Regions from separate parts of the Homo sapiens genome. Here regions 1 and 3 are each linked to region 2. A link is a loop called in an ENCODE intact Hi-C map of the cell type or tissue named here. Cell type or tissue: endothelial cell of umbilical vein. All regions are shown on one strand. Each heading gives the region's core, and the rest is flanking DNA. Links, peaks and the distances in the headings are about the cores only.

Region 1 (4,896 bases), core at 1,644-4,143, 730 kb before region 2:
TTCTTCCCCCACCCCAACCTTTGTATTGATCAATAAAGTCCTTGTTTTAAACCACATGAAAACTGTATTTGCTTATCTTTGAAGTGCATACTTTCTTATTAAGTACATTTTAAATTAAACCTTCTTCTTGGAGTTGAAAGAAAACTGTAAGCTAATTTAAAAGTCAGGAATCCAATGAGTTTTTTTTGAAGTACAGGCTTTCAGAGCCAAAATTCATTAACATCATTTCAATAGGAAAATAAAATCAAATAGTTTAATGCTGCAATTTTACATGATATGAGACAGATTGCTGCCTTTTTTTTTTTTTTTTTTTTTTGGAGATGGAGTTTTGCTCTTGTGCCCCAAGTGGGAGTGCAATGGTGCGATCTCGGCTTGCTGCTTTCCGAGTAGCTGGGATTACAGGCAGGCGCCACCACACCCAGCTAATTTTTGTATTTTTCATAGAGACAGGGTTTCACCATGTTGGCCAGGCTGGTCTCGAACTCCTGACCTCAAGTGATCCACCCGCCTCAGCCTCCCAAACTGCTAGGATTACAGGCATGAGCCACTGCTCCTGGCCAGATTGTTGCCGTTCTTAAAGACAGGGGATATTTACAGTCTAACAGCAATGGAAATAAATAATTGTACAAACACAGGCCAGAAGATCAGGTGAGTCTAGTTTAGAAGCTTGGTTTTCACTCAAAAACAAAAGTCCAACATCTTAGGAGCTAAAGATAGGGATATGCTATGTAGGCATTAAGTCAGGAACAGCCTGAGGAGTGGCTGAGGAGGGTGGATTGTTTTTGGATAATGGCTCACTTTCCTCATCTATAATGGGTATATTAATGGTATCAGGCTATAGGATTGTGAGGATTAAATGCAATAACACATATAACACTCTTGTTCCAGCAAATGCCTACAGCACTGGTATCTCTTTGATAAATGTTAATCTTTGTTATCATCCCAACAAGCAAAGGAATTAAGTAGAAATGGTATAAATTATGGTATTGTCATACCAAGTCTCCAGCAGGAGGTTTATATTATAATGGATGTATGACAGTGAGGAGTAACTTAATCTTTCTAAGGTTCAATTTTCATACCTGTAAAAGAGGACTGACTATTAATCATACCTATTGTGCAAAGCTGCTGTGGGGTCAAATGAAAGAGTGTTTGCAAAAGGCCTCTGTAAAATGTAAAGGGCCCCTTACATGCTGGTTAGCATCACTATCTATTTCTATTCCTTCCCAGTTTTCATAGAAATCTCACCTTTGAATTTACTTATGAGTCAGAATTATGATATAACAATAATATTAAATATATTTATTAGCTGGGATGAGCTTTGCTAGCTCAACTCCATGAATAGTGACCTATGAGGGGAAAAACCCTATGAAATCAGCTCCGAGGGGAGGGCATACAGACTCCTATTGAATGGTGAGAAGGAAAGTGAGGGTTAGGGAGCAGAAGCAAGAAGGTGTCCATGTTAGGAATAAATTTAGCTATAAGTAACAGCGCTCAACTAACAGCAGCATAAAATAGTGAGTTAATGTGTTTTTATATACCAAGTTTGAAGGAAGGTGGTATCCTAGAGTTGATCAGCTCACAACAATGCATTAGAGGCCCAGATCTCTCTCTTTTGCTGTTCATAGTTTTCATCCCCTTGCTAATTGCCTCAGGGCAGCAGACAGCATGTTCAAGGCAGGAAGAAGTAGAGAAGAATGGTACCAGACCTATCTGTTCCTTGCAAAAGCAGCAAATGCTTCCCTCAGTATTTCTTGGCAAATTATTATATCTTAAGAAGCAGAGTATGTCTGACTTACTCCTAGCTTCAACCAACAGTGGGAAGATGAATATTTAATTAGATACGTAGCTAATCTGAGCAAAATCTGAGTTATATTTACAAAGAACATGGGAAGAATGATTGGGTAAGCAGCTAGCAGTGCCTGCCACTGTGCAATCCTCATACTTGGTGGAAGAGGGGACATTTCTGATTAAAGGTGCAGAAGCTTTGTAACATAATAAGCATAATTATATTTCCGGTGAGCTTGGAACCCTGAGTTGTTTGTCTACGTGTTTTCAGACTGAGAAGCAAAGAACACAGTCAAGTAACTGAAGATAGAGGCATTTTTGAATTGGTTAAAGGAATGGAGTTAGAAATTAGTTTTAAATAATGATTCCCTTGAAAACCATTTCTGTTGTAATTGATGAGAAAGTAAATACATGTACCTTTGAGAGTTGCATCCTTAAGTGAAAATATCCTATTGTTCCTAGTTAGTTTTTGCAAGCAAAATAAATATCACCTATTCAAACCTCAAGGGCAGATGCTATGGTGTTTGGATGCTGTGTGAAGTATTGTTCAAGAGTGTAACTGGAAAAGAAATTTGGCTAAATAAACTGTAGTTCTAAACAAGTGATTTAAACACCCTAAGCCTTCTGGGGATAAAAAGAGATTCCATCAGATGCAACTTATATGGTGAAATTAAACACTTTACAGGAATTGCAGAAATTTTAAAACTTCATGAAATTTTAAAACTTCATGGTCTTGCACATAAACTGGGCCCAGCAAACTTCAGAATAGCTGTTAGACGAGAATTAGGATGTATTTGCTTCTTAATGTTGCTTGTTTCTTATTATAAGATGATAATTTTATCCTGTTAGTTCATCATAACTATCTTTGTAGAATTTGTAATCAGCATAGCCAAAGGCACACTGTACTGTAAGATTTGACTGCATCATTTTAAGAACTTTTCCTCTAGTCAAGGAGCAGTACTGTATTTGTCTCCAACACCACCTAGTGACAAATTTAAAAAGCTGCATCTTATTGAGTTGAAATAGCATCTTTGAATTAAAAAGCCATTGCCTGGCCTGGTGCAGTGGCTCATGCCTGTAATTCTAGCACTTTGGGAGACCTAAGCGGGCAGATTGTCTGAGCTCAGGAGTTCGAGACCAGCCTGGGCAACACGGTCAAACCCTGTCTCTACTAAAAATTAGCTGGTCGTGTCGGCATGTCCCTGTAGTCCCAGCTACTTGGGAGGTAGAAGCAGGAGAATTGCTTGAACCCGGGAGGTGGAGGTTGCAGTGAGCCAAGATCGAGCCACTACACTCCAGCCTGGGAAACAGAGTGAGACTCTGTCTCAAAAAAAAAAAATTAAAATAAAAATAAAGCCATTGCCAGTGCCCAGACCACTGGCCATGTGCAGCCAGTGAGTGCCTAAAATGTGGCTAGTACAATGGATCTCAATAGTTTTTATATTGATTGCATGTTTAAAATAATATTTAATAATATTAAAAGTAAAATAATTTTAAAATTTCTTTAAAGAAAAAGTATTATTGCCGGGTGTGGTGGCTCACACCTGTAATGATAGCACTTTGGGAGGCCGAGACAGGAGGATCACTTGAGGCTGGGAATTTGACACCAACCTAGGCAACATAGTGAGACTCCATCTGCACACACACAAAAAAAGACGGATGTGGTGGTGCACACCTGTAGTCCCATCTACTTGGGAGGCTGAGACAGAAGGATTGCTTTGGCCCAGGAGTTTGAGGCTGCAGTGAACCGTGATCATGCCACTGCACTCCAGCCTGGGCTACAGAGAGAGACTCTGTCTCAAAAAAGAAAAAAAAAGCAATATTAAAATTTGTGTCACCTGTAAGTTTATATTATTCTTAATGTGACTATTAGAACATTTACAATTGTACATGCAGTTTGCATTATATTTAATGGAACAATGATAACTTAGATACTTAATTACATAGTTTTACCCATGTAGCTCCTTTAGTAAAAGTATGGGGGTAAAGAAATGAATGAAAACCATCTGAATTTATTCAAAAGAACATGTTGGAACATGAATGGATGTGACAGGAATAAATATATCCAGGGTTGTTTTGTATGTATACTTTTGATCATAGGTAATTAACAATTTTAGTAGATGTACTAACTATTAAATTGCCAGTATTGAGAATCCACTAGGTGCCATGTATTGTTTTAAGAACTCTGCATGCATTTACTCACATAATCCCTGCAAAAATCCAGTGAGACAAGTACTGTTATTCTAGTCATTTCACACAAAATAGAGTGAGGCCCAGATAACTGAATGCCTTCTCCAATGTCAGGTGGCTATGAAGAGGAAGAGTCAGGCTTTGCACACAGTCTGGCTTCAACATCTACATTCTGAACTGCTCTGATATCCTCCTACTGAAAAGAAAATGTAAATGAAAAATTAAAAAAAATCAACTGGCTGTAGGATAACTGCTTTAAGCACATGTCCACATAATAGTCATAAATTATTTCTATTAAGTTGTTGTATTCTTATTTTTGAGATGGAGTCTTGCTCTTTCACCAGGCTGGAGTGCAGTGGTGCGATCTCAGCTCACTGCAACCTCTGCCTCCCAGGTTCAATTGATTCTCCTGCCTCAGCCTCCGGAGTAGCTGGGATTACAGGTGCCTGCCACCACACCCTGCTAATTTTTGTATTTTTAGTAGAGATGGGGTTTATCCATTTTGGCCAGGCTGGCCTTGAACTCCTGAGCTCAGATGATCCACCTGCCTCAGTCTCCCAAAGTGCTGGGATTACAGGCATGAGCCACCACATCTGGCCTAGTTATTTTATTCTTATTAATGTGATTCAAATGGATTTAGTGAGAAAAGTAGTCACTTTTAATATTGTGTTTCAGATTGGTCATTGATTTTTTAGCCTTAGGAGACACCATGAAGATACTAAGATGAATAAGATGCATGATTTGCCTTTTGAGTGCTGAAAGTCAGGGGAAGTTGGGTTTGTAAACAAATAATACAGATGGAGAACAGAGAAGAAAGTTTCCATGGAGATGATGTTTAAACAGAGTTTTAGAGGGAAAATAGGATTTGTCCAGGCAGAAAAGAGAGGGAAGCCAGAAGTCCCAGGCAGAGGGGACAGTTGG
Region 2 (4,896 bases), core at 996-3,495:
TCATAGCTCACTGCAGCCTCAAACTCTTGGGCTCAAGCAATCCTCCCACCTCAGCCTCCTGAGTAGCTAGGACAAAAGGTGTATGCCACCACTCCTGGCTAACTTTTTTTTTTTTTTTTTTTTTTAAGAAACTGAGTCTCACTATATTGCCCAGGATGGCCTTGGACTCCTGGCCTCAAGCAATCCTCCTGCCTTGTTTTTCCAAAGTGCTGGGATTACAGGCATGAACCACTGTGTCTGGCCTGGACTCGTTATTATTAATCATTAGCAAAAGCAAAGAAACATGCAGAAGTAACTCCTACATACAAGTTCATAATCTTGAGTTATTTACATTGCAATCCATGGCAATGTGAGTTTATTCTGTGTGCTTGCTTGCTTGCTTTTATTTACTTTTAATTTTTGGAGATAGGAGCACAAGATTTTAATCGCCATATATGTTGAAACTATTGTTCCCTTGAAATAAATTCATATGCACAAAGAACATAATAGCTCATCAGTGGAGAGATTCTATAAAGGCAAGACCATGTCTGCTTTTCCCCTTTTGTTTGTTCAGTTTATAACAGAGAGCCTGATACACAGTAGACGCTAAATAATTACGTATTGAATAAATAATAAACCAGAGGTAAAAATTCAACTCTGGTAGAGTAAACAGAAAAGAGAGGGATGCTGAGTGTTTAGAATGCGATTGGGATTGTGCTGGGCACTTGATGTAAATCATCTCTTAATTCTCTCCAGAGCTCTGAAAAACAGGTATATGATACCTATCTTGTGAATGGCAAAGACCTTGATTCTTAATGTAACTAGCAGGCCCCAAATTAACCAACCTTGTCTCAGACCACACTCCCCAGGCACATTTGCCATCTCTTTAGTCATTGATCACATCACAGGTTTTTGTACACAGGGTTCCTTTGCCTCTTCCCCAGCAATATCTCCTGCTAGTTTTTACTTATCCTTCAGGTCCCTCTTTAAATGTCACATCCTCAGGGAAGTCTTCCCTATAAATTAGACCTTCCATACTTGGTTTGTAGCACTTATCGCAACTGTAACTGAATGGTTATTTACACAGAACTTTGTTTTATGTGTGACTTCTCTGATAGTCATCAAACTCCAGGAGGGACTTCATCTGTCTTGATTGTTTTAGCTCCATTTCTTCTTACACTCTCTGACATATAATATGCTTTCAAAAACATGTCCTGCATTAATTAATTATGATAAAATCCAGCTTGAAGAAGTTTAGTAACTTATTCAAAGTTCCAGGCTAGTAAGTGATATGAGTGGCTCATAAGGAAGGGGCTGTTAGATTCTAAAAGCTACAAAACTGAGAGTAATAACTAAGGAAGTGGAACACTGGTGTGATATTCTGAAAATCCTCTGAAATTAAATAAGCAGATGGTATTTAACAAGGATAAACATAATATCCCATATTACATGAAAACATGACAAAAGCTAACAGGTTCAGAACGAGCATCATTGTAGAAATAATTTCCTCCATGGGGAATGTGTACTGGGTGTTTATACATCCAGGCACGACGCTAGACATTGTGCATGGGTTATCTTTATTTAAGCCTCATAATAACCTCCAGATAGGGTAGTATCATTATTTTCATCTTAAAGGTTTAAAATGTTCCCCTGTTAAACAGCAAAGCAGGCTCAAGCAGCTTTGACTCCAGAGCCCACATACACTTAACAATTTCAGAAGGTTTTCAGACTCAAGCTTTGGAACTTTAGTGGCGTTGTCTTGCTTATTTGTTTTCTAAGATCTACAAGTTTTTGGTGACTAAATTAAAGGTGGCCCAACTGCCAAAAAAGTGATTGTGAATTCAGACTGACGTACACCAAATGTAATATCCAAAATGGAGATCAGAGTCTCTGGGCCCCATTCCCAGAAATAGTTAATTTTTTAAATTATCTAATGTAGGAATGAGGCTGTCACCGTTCATAAAAAGGAAATAGCCTTCTTGAAAGAAATTTACCCAGACAGGCACCAAGCTTAGGAAAAGAACAATCCCTTAAGAAAAAGAACTGGAAATCGCTTTTCTAGCTATCATGGAGGACACTACTGCCCCCTTGTGCCTCATTATGATGATACAACCCTAAGAATGTTTGGTCCAACTCACGCTGAGCGCCGTCTGAGCTCCAGAGAGCCCTCGGAAGCGTTCTGCCCCAGCTTGCTCAGAGTCAACAGGCCCGGGAGTTTCCTTTTGGGTCATTTTGCCTGGCATGGAGAGGAGACAGAGGCTTTACTGTCCCACCTGAGAGCTCGGAAGCACTGAAGTACTAGACACAGGTTCCTTTTAGGCAGCTACCGTGACCCTTGATAATTGTTCCCTTCATAGCCTCTGAAGAAGCACTAGGAGAAGGCAAAGGAGGGTGGAAACTTCTCAAGTATTTGCAACAATTGCAACAATTTCAAAAATACGTCCTGCATAAATGAGTGATGATAAAATCCAGCTTGAAGAAGTTTAGTAACTTATTCAAAGTTCCAGGCTAGTAAGTGATATGAGTGGCTCATAAGCGAGGGGCTGTTAGATTCCAAAAGCTACAACTGAGAGTAATAACTAAGAAAGTTTTGCAACAAGAACTTAATTAAGCAGACTAAACTTTTTTTTTTTTTCTTTAACTTCAGAGACTCAGGGCTGCTCCTGGAAATGGTAGCTCACTGAGGGAAAAACTTGTGCAAGAGGGACAAACTAGTATTTTCTCAGAATGGCAATAAGAAAGGGAAAGGGGCCGGGTGTGGTGGCTGACGCCTGTAATGCCAGCACTTTGAGAGGCTGAAGTGGACGGATCACCTGAGGTCAGGAGTTCGAGATTAGCATGGTGAAACCTCGTCTCCACTAAAAATACAAAAAATTAGCCGGGCGTCGTGGCGGGCGCCTGTAATCCCAGCTATTCAGGAGGCTGAGGCTGAAGAATCGCTTGAACCTAGGAGATGGAGGTTGCAGTGAGCCGAGATTGTGCCATTGTATTCCAGCCTGGGAGACAAGAGCGAAACTCGGAAGAAAAAAAAAAGAAGAAAGAAAGAGAGAGAGAAAGGGAACAAAATGTATAATAAAATGTATAAAATGTATTTAGAGCTGAATCTGACCTGTCCTGAACCTGCCTCACCAAAGCAGATGACCAGACAACTTGAGGTCCTATCCTCCAACCCCTCACCTGGGACATTTCAATTTATTTGTAAAAAACAATTCAAGTTTTCATGCTGCTTTGCCCTGAGGGTTTCAATATATTTATTGATGTCAGTATTTGAATACTGACTGCTTCCTCCGTAGTAAGCTCCTTTGGATGAGGGCCATGCTTGTTGATTAACCGTTACGCTCCTGTGCGTAGTCAAGTGCTTGGTATATGAATACGTGTTGAACAAATAACGAATACTTTGTGTTTTAGTGATTAATAGGATTGAAAGACATTGGGATAAAAGTTACCCCTTAGTTAACTTTTCCCCCCGCAGGTGCACTCACCTTTCAAGCTTAGGAAGATGTGAAAGATTTGCAGTCAAACTCAAGTTCAAATCCCAGTCCCACTGACCTTGGGAAAGTTCTTTAAACCTCCCTGTGCTCATTTCTTAAACATTGTGTGGTAAAACATCTACCTTTTCTACTTCTCAGGGATTTAATGAGAACATGTATCTCCTACACCACATGGCTCAGTGCCCAGCAGACCACGAATGATCATTAAATTTAGTTTTATTCAGCTGGGCACAGTGGCTCACACCTGTAATCCCAGCACTTTGGGAGGCCAAGCTGGCTGGATCACGAGGTCAGGAGATCGAGACCATCCTGGCTAACACGGTGAAACCCCGTCTCTACTAAAAATACAAAAAAATTAGCTGAGCTTGGTGGCGGGTGCCTGTAGTCCCAGCTACTAGGAAGGCCAAGGCGGGAGAATCACTTGAACCCAGGAGGTGGAGCTTGCAGTGAGCCGAGATCGCAGCACTGCACTCCAGCCTGGGCGGCAGAGCGAGATTCTGTCTCAAAAAAAAAAAAAGTGAGTTTTATTCACCCCCAATTCCTATGCTTTCTCAAAGTGTCTTTGGATAGACTTTAAAAGACGTTCTCCAAAAATCTGGACCTGCATATGCGCACCCACCACCGTAATCTATAGACGACACCTCTTTCTCCAGCAGACATTTCACCAAACTTGTCAGCAACCTGTAAACTCAACTCATTTTTATTTTCTCTTTCTGTAGAAAGGTGTAATACAAGGACAAGAAGGTTGTAGCTTATGTTAGAATGCTTTTGACTATAAGTAACAAAAAAGATCAATAAAAAATGGCTTACACATGAGGAAAATGTGTAATCTCACATAAGGAGTCCAGAAATCATAGTCTAAATGAAGTTATCAAGGGGCCAGAATCTAGCCAATTTAGTAGGTGACAGAAATCAGACTGGGAGAGAATAGATTTTTTTAAATCTTCAGGGAATAAAAAGGCTTTATACAACCATGTATATATATATGAACATATGTGTATACCATCATCTCCATGCAGTCATCTCTCTGTATTCTTGAGGGACTGGGTTCAGAACCCTCCCCCATGGATACCAAAATCTGGGGATACTTAAGTCTCGTTATATGAAATGGTGTAGTATTTACATATAACCTATACATCCTCCCATGTACTTTAAATCATCTCTAGATTACTTATAATAACTAATACATGGAAATGCTGTGTAAATAGTTGTTATATTGTTTTTCATTCATATTGTTTGTTTATTTATTTATTTATTGAGATGGAGTCTCGCTCTGTCTCCCAGGCTGGAGTGCAATGGCATGATCTCGGCTCACTGCAACCTCTGCCTCCCGGGCTCAAGCAATTCTTCTGTCTCAGCCTCCGGAGTAGCCAGGACTACAGGCATGCACCACCATGCAGGGCTAATTTTTTGTATTTTTAGTACA
Region 3 (4,896 bases), core at 1,644-4,143, 420 kb before region 2:
TATTTGAGTACACATATATTCCCAATTGAATTGCATTGGCAGTCATCTCCTTCAGTTATCTGTGGGTGTCCTAAGGGGCATTTCATAAGTGCTCACCTGCATTGCTGCCCTGGCCTCCTGGGTGATGCCCACAGCTCCTGAAGTGACTGGCATCTGTACCTCATCAATGACCTTGAGGGAGAGAACATTTGCGGCAATGAAGATTTCCTGGACAAGTGCTAAGGAGTAGGGTCATGTGATTCCCAGGAGAATATAGAGGAGAAATGACTTCATTAAGGAGGAAGAGAAGTTTCCCTTTGAGAAGCCACACTTGAGCTGAGATCTAACCCATGGGTCAGGATTCACAGGACATCATTAGAATAGTAGGAGTAAAACCCTTTGGTGAGTGGGAACTTAGTGAAAGCAGAGGACGTGTGTTAAAAGAAAAAAATGGCTGCTCTAACAAATAAACCTTGAAATAACAGTGCCTTAACATGACAGCTGTTTATTCCTTGTTTCTGTAGGCCAAAATTGCAGCAGGGTTCGCTGTGTCATGCTATCATTCAGGAACCTGGGCTGACTGATGTTCCACCATCTTTAATGCATGAGCTCCAATGCCAGTTTGTGCATTGATAATCAAGCTGCAGAGAAGGGAAGGCAAAGCGCATGGGGGTAGTGTGGGATGGTCTCATGAGCTAGATTTGGAAAAAGACTATGCCACTTCCACTTATATTCCGATTACCCTGTCTCAGGAACATGGCCACAAGGTATGACCACACCTATGGACAAATAATAATTTAAGAAAATAATTCGAAGTTAGGAGACCTTATATAGATTTTTACTGAGACCATTAGGACCCGAGATTGTTTATTACTTGTGGCTGAGTTAAGATAGAGGTTGATTCCTTTACTCATTTATTTATTCTTTCATCCATTATTTTTCACACATTCATCAAGTACCTGTATTAAGTGATGGCCAATCGTCAATAAACCTCATTTTTATGCAGAGACTAGTAGGGTGTATGGAAGTGGCAGGAGTCATAGGTTATAAACAAAAATGTGAGAGGACCCACAGGCAAACATTTTTCATTGAACATTTTGGATAATCAATTGAGGAGAAAACCATAATTGCCCATTGGTGCTTAAATTAAATTCTTATCAATAGTAAACAGAATTATGGGAAAAAAACATTTAAAGTAAGGAAGACTGTTTTTCTTGAAAAACAAGAAAACAAAACCCACTTGATAAAGCAACATTTGTAAAAGTGTCTTTAGTGCCATTCTATTGTTCATAATCTTTGAAATTTCTCTGTGCTTCCACGTGTTCTAGGCATAGCCATTCAAATTGCCGTGTATAAAACCTCCCCCTTTACACAATGAAAAGCTTAAACGATTGACTTGCTTTGCTAATTGACTAGATGCATGTTAAGAAACATGTAATACTTTGCCATTCCCTTCTTGTAGTTTAAAAATAAATTTTAGGCCAGGCGCTGTGGCTCACGCCTGTAATCCCAGCACTTTGGGAGGCCGAGGTGGGTGGATCACGAGGTCAGGAGATCGAGACCATCCTGGCTAACATGGTGAAACCCCGTCTCTACTAAAAATACAAAAAATTAGCCGGGCGTGGTGGCTGGCGCCTGTAGTCCCGGCTACTCGGGAGGCTGAGGCAGGAGAATGGCGTGAACCCAGGAGGCGGAGCTTGCAGTGAGCCCAGATTGCGCCACTGCACTCCAGCCTGGCCAAGAGTGAGACTCCGTCTCAAAAAAAAAAAAAAAAAAAATTTAAAATTGCAATAAGTGATCCATACTGAATGACTGCTACAGGGAGCTTTGCATACCCAGAAATTACCCATCATGAGAGAAATGTGAGTTTCTCCATATTCTTGACTCTTTGGAGTCAGGTGCTGATAAAATATTTTTTCTCAGCGTGAGCAGGACCCTATTTAAACACTGTGCCAGCTAGCAAGTAAATCCATTAGTATATTTTACATCCACACTTAAAGAATTGCTCTGCAAGCTTTACTTTTTCTCCTGAGCTCAGCTGTGACACAAAGAAAGCTTTAAAAAGAGTGTAAGTAATTAAAGCAACACACAATTAACTAATTGATCCTAAAAAATAGCTTGTCCAACATCAGCAGAATAATTGCAGCCATTTTGTAGGGCCTCCTAGGCTGTGATCATTTATGAGTCTTCATTATTACTCTTCTAAAACAAACAACCAGACTTTTTTTTTTTTTTAGCCAGGGTCTTGCTCTGTCTCCCAGGCTGGAGTGCAGTGGTGCAATCACTGCTCACAACATCCTCATCCTCCTGTCTCAAGCTGTCCTCCTGCCTCAGCCTCCTGAGTAGCTGGAACGACAGGCATGTGCCACCACACCCAACTAATTATTATTATTATTAGTAGTAGTAGTAGTAGTAGTAGTAGTAGTAGTAGTAGAGACGGGGCGGCAGGGCTGGGGGGTGGTGTGTGGGTCTTGTTATGTTACCCAAGTTGGTCTCAAACCCCTGGGTTCAAGCAGTCCTCCAGCCTCAGCCTCCCAAAGTGCTGGGATTACAGGCATGAGTGGCCAAGGCCTGCCATTATTTTTCTTTTTAAATAAAGAATTTTTTTATTTCTTTTCATTTAAATGAATAAAGTAATACATGTGACCCTTTTCAGTGCTTATAATGAATCACTTAGATGCTGTAATACTGGAAGTAACCTCTAGGGAAAATTTTGTTATGGAACTTATGTTTTCAAAGATATGAGGATAAAGCCTAATCTGGTTAGTATCCTGCCTGACATTATACGGCTGAATAAGAAACCTGAGAAAACTGGAGAGTGATTGAAAATGAAACCTGTCCTTTATAAATTGAGAGTAATTAGGCTCTGTTAATTTTTCTCTTTTGATATTATAGTTTTAAGTCAACATTAAAGACCATAAAGCATGTAAGATTTTGTGCACTTACGTCATGCTCACAAATTACTATCAATTTCAACTTTAAAAAAATGCAGTTTATCTTAGAATGTTTCTAAACCAGGATATCATTTATAATTAATCCATACCTTAAATGGAGTGTTTTCCTCAAGAGTGTAAAAGAATTGAGACTCAACTGATAATGTGCCCTAAAATTGATGGCATCCTAGAATTAAAGCAATAGAGTAACTTGATGAAGCCATTTAACTATAAGAAAATGCTGACATTACCTGCTGGTGGAATACATGACAGTTAAATTCCTCTCCTGAACTGTTATAAATTTTCCCTCTGAATATAATTGAATGTCTGCTTGTAAGTGTCTCAAACAAGTTATACTTCTAGAGGAAAGGATTCAAAATCAATTCATGTTAACTATAATATAAAACAATATGAAATGGATTAATATTAGGGAGAGCTATGAATCAAGATCTCTACTGGAAGCATAAAGACAGATTGATCATGGTTCAGGTCATGTTATTGTGGTAAGAAAAATAATCAAAATACTAACACAAACAAGGATCTCTGCCATTCATTGTGTGCCAACTATGTGCCAAACCATTGGCTGTCTCCTTTACATGTATCTGAATAGTCAGCAAGGAGGGAATGATGAAACTGACAAATAAAGAATAAAAGCCATACTATTTGGAATAACTCAGCCTTTCTTAAATTGGTTTCATACATCATTTAAAAGACTATACTGATCCCAGATAAAATTTGTCTTATCTGTAAGAGATTGTTCATCTGCCAAGGGTGGCACAGCTGTGATTCATGATTAGGTGCACCGACCATGGTTAATGTGGACCTCAGCTCCTCATTGCCTTGCTAACTAGCATTCTGTTGCTCATGTAACCACCATCTTTCAGCACTAGGGCGCATCATCCTGACATACTCAGAAAGGGCTCTGATGATTATACAGCACCCTCCGGCAGGGCTTGGTGTGCGGTTTTGTTGTAGCATAAAAAGGTTTGGGAAACCAATGCCTATCTTCCGTCATTAAACTATAGGCAATTGATCATTTATGAATACTTTCCAGCCTTCGTATGTGGCAGAATCAATATTCCAGTCTCATATTTCTTTAAAATAGAATGTCCGCCCTATCACGCATTTTAACATTCCAATAAACACGATTTCTTCTCCCTTTGCTATCAAATACACAAGGTTCTTTGCTGAAAAGGTGACTCAGAATGCTGGATAAGTAATGTGTTGTTTTGTGCATGCTATCAAATTCTACCTTTGTTGAGAATATCTCTGTGCTTACTGCAAACAATTCTCTTTTGGACCCTGTTGCTTCTTACTGTAATAAATGACAAATTGAATGCAAAGAGGGTTTGCTTGGAAAAAATAACGCTAGCAGATTAAATTTCAGTGTAATGCTATTATTTTCAAAAGCCACAATTCTCTCATCTACCAAGATTTGCCTTTCTTTGCCTATCCAGGGAAGGATTACTGCTGACAAATTGTAACTCCTTTTCAAAATATTTACTTTTTTCTTTCAAGGTTTCCTTATGAAACCTTTGAAACTCAGAAATAAAAGCTGGGAGCAGAGTGTCAGAGCAGCTGCGCCATCTAAATGTAATTACACATTAATTTGCATGAGACTTGAGAGGTGGAAGAATATGTAAATAGATTTTATGGCTACTGGCCATTAGAGTTTCTTTCTTCTTGTATTTTTTAATTCCTTTTTTAAGAGATGGCAAATAAAGTACAACATCCCTAGACTTACCTTTAAAGCCATTGGGGTTTAGAATGTTGGTTGATAACTGTTTGCTAACCTTTCTAGTTTGGTTTTTGGGTTTCATTCATCTTTCCTGGTTTATCACTGAATCTCCAGCACCTGATTCCATGTCTGGTACATAGGAGTTGCCCTCCCACCCTCAGTGCCCCCCCCCACCCACTCGCAAAAAGAAACAATGAAAGGTTGCACTTAGTTCAAATGGTAAGGGAGGTGTGGCACACACAGCAT

The links. A loop is a pair of places that touch in the nucleus more often than their neighbours do. Peaks named below come from ENCODE experiments on the same cell type or tissue, not always from the same donor. Only the 100,000 strongest peaks of a DNase experiment are listed, where the experiment ranks them.
Region 1: it touches region 2 in a loop (12-fold over the local background); 1 of 110 quality-filtered maps calls a loop at or near these places.
Region 3: it touches region 2 in a loop (2.9-fold over the local background); 1 of 110 quality-filtered maps calls a loop at or near these places.

Annotation. Positions count from the first base shown.
Region 1 is chr4:21,505,499-21,510,394 of GRCh38, reverse strand. All of the region lies in intron 1 of KCNIP4 (potassium voltage-gated channel interacting protein 4), which reads left to right. Among named protein-coding and RNA genes, the nearest start is that of MIR7978, 43 kb to the right of the region's middle. In endothelial cell of umbilical vein, for the core only: a CTCF peak has its summit at 2,793 (motif pointing left); no DNase peak of the experiment used is centred there; H3K27me3 peaks cover 57 bases.
Region 2 is chr4:20,770,766-20,775,661 of GRCh38, reverse strand. All of the region lies in intron 3 of KCNIP4 (potassium voltage-gated channel interacting protein 4), which reads left to right. Among named protein-coding and RNA genes, the nearest start is that of PACRGL, 73 kb to the right of the region's middle. In endothelial cell of umbilical vein, for the core only: a CTCF peak has its summit at 2,081 (motif pointing left); a DNase peak (open chromatin) is centred at 2,051; H3K27ac peaks cover 415 bases.
Region 3 is chr4:21,190,433-21,195,328 of GRCh38, reverse strand. The region is part of intron 1 of KCNIP4 (potassium voltage-gated channel interacting protein 4); the gene reads left to right. Among named protein-coding and RNA genes, the nearest start is that of MIR7978, 270 kb to the left of the region's middle. In endothelial cell of umbilical vein, for the core only: no CTCF peak of the experiment used is centred there; no DNase peak of the experiment used is centred there.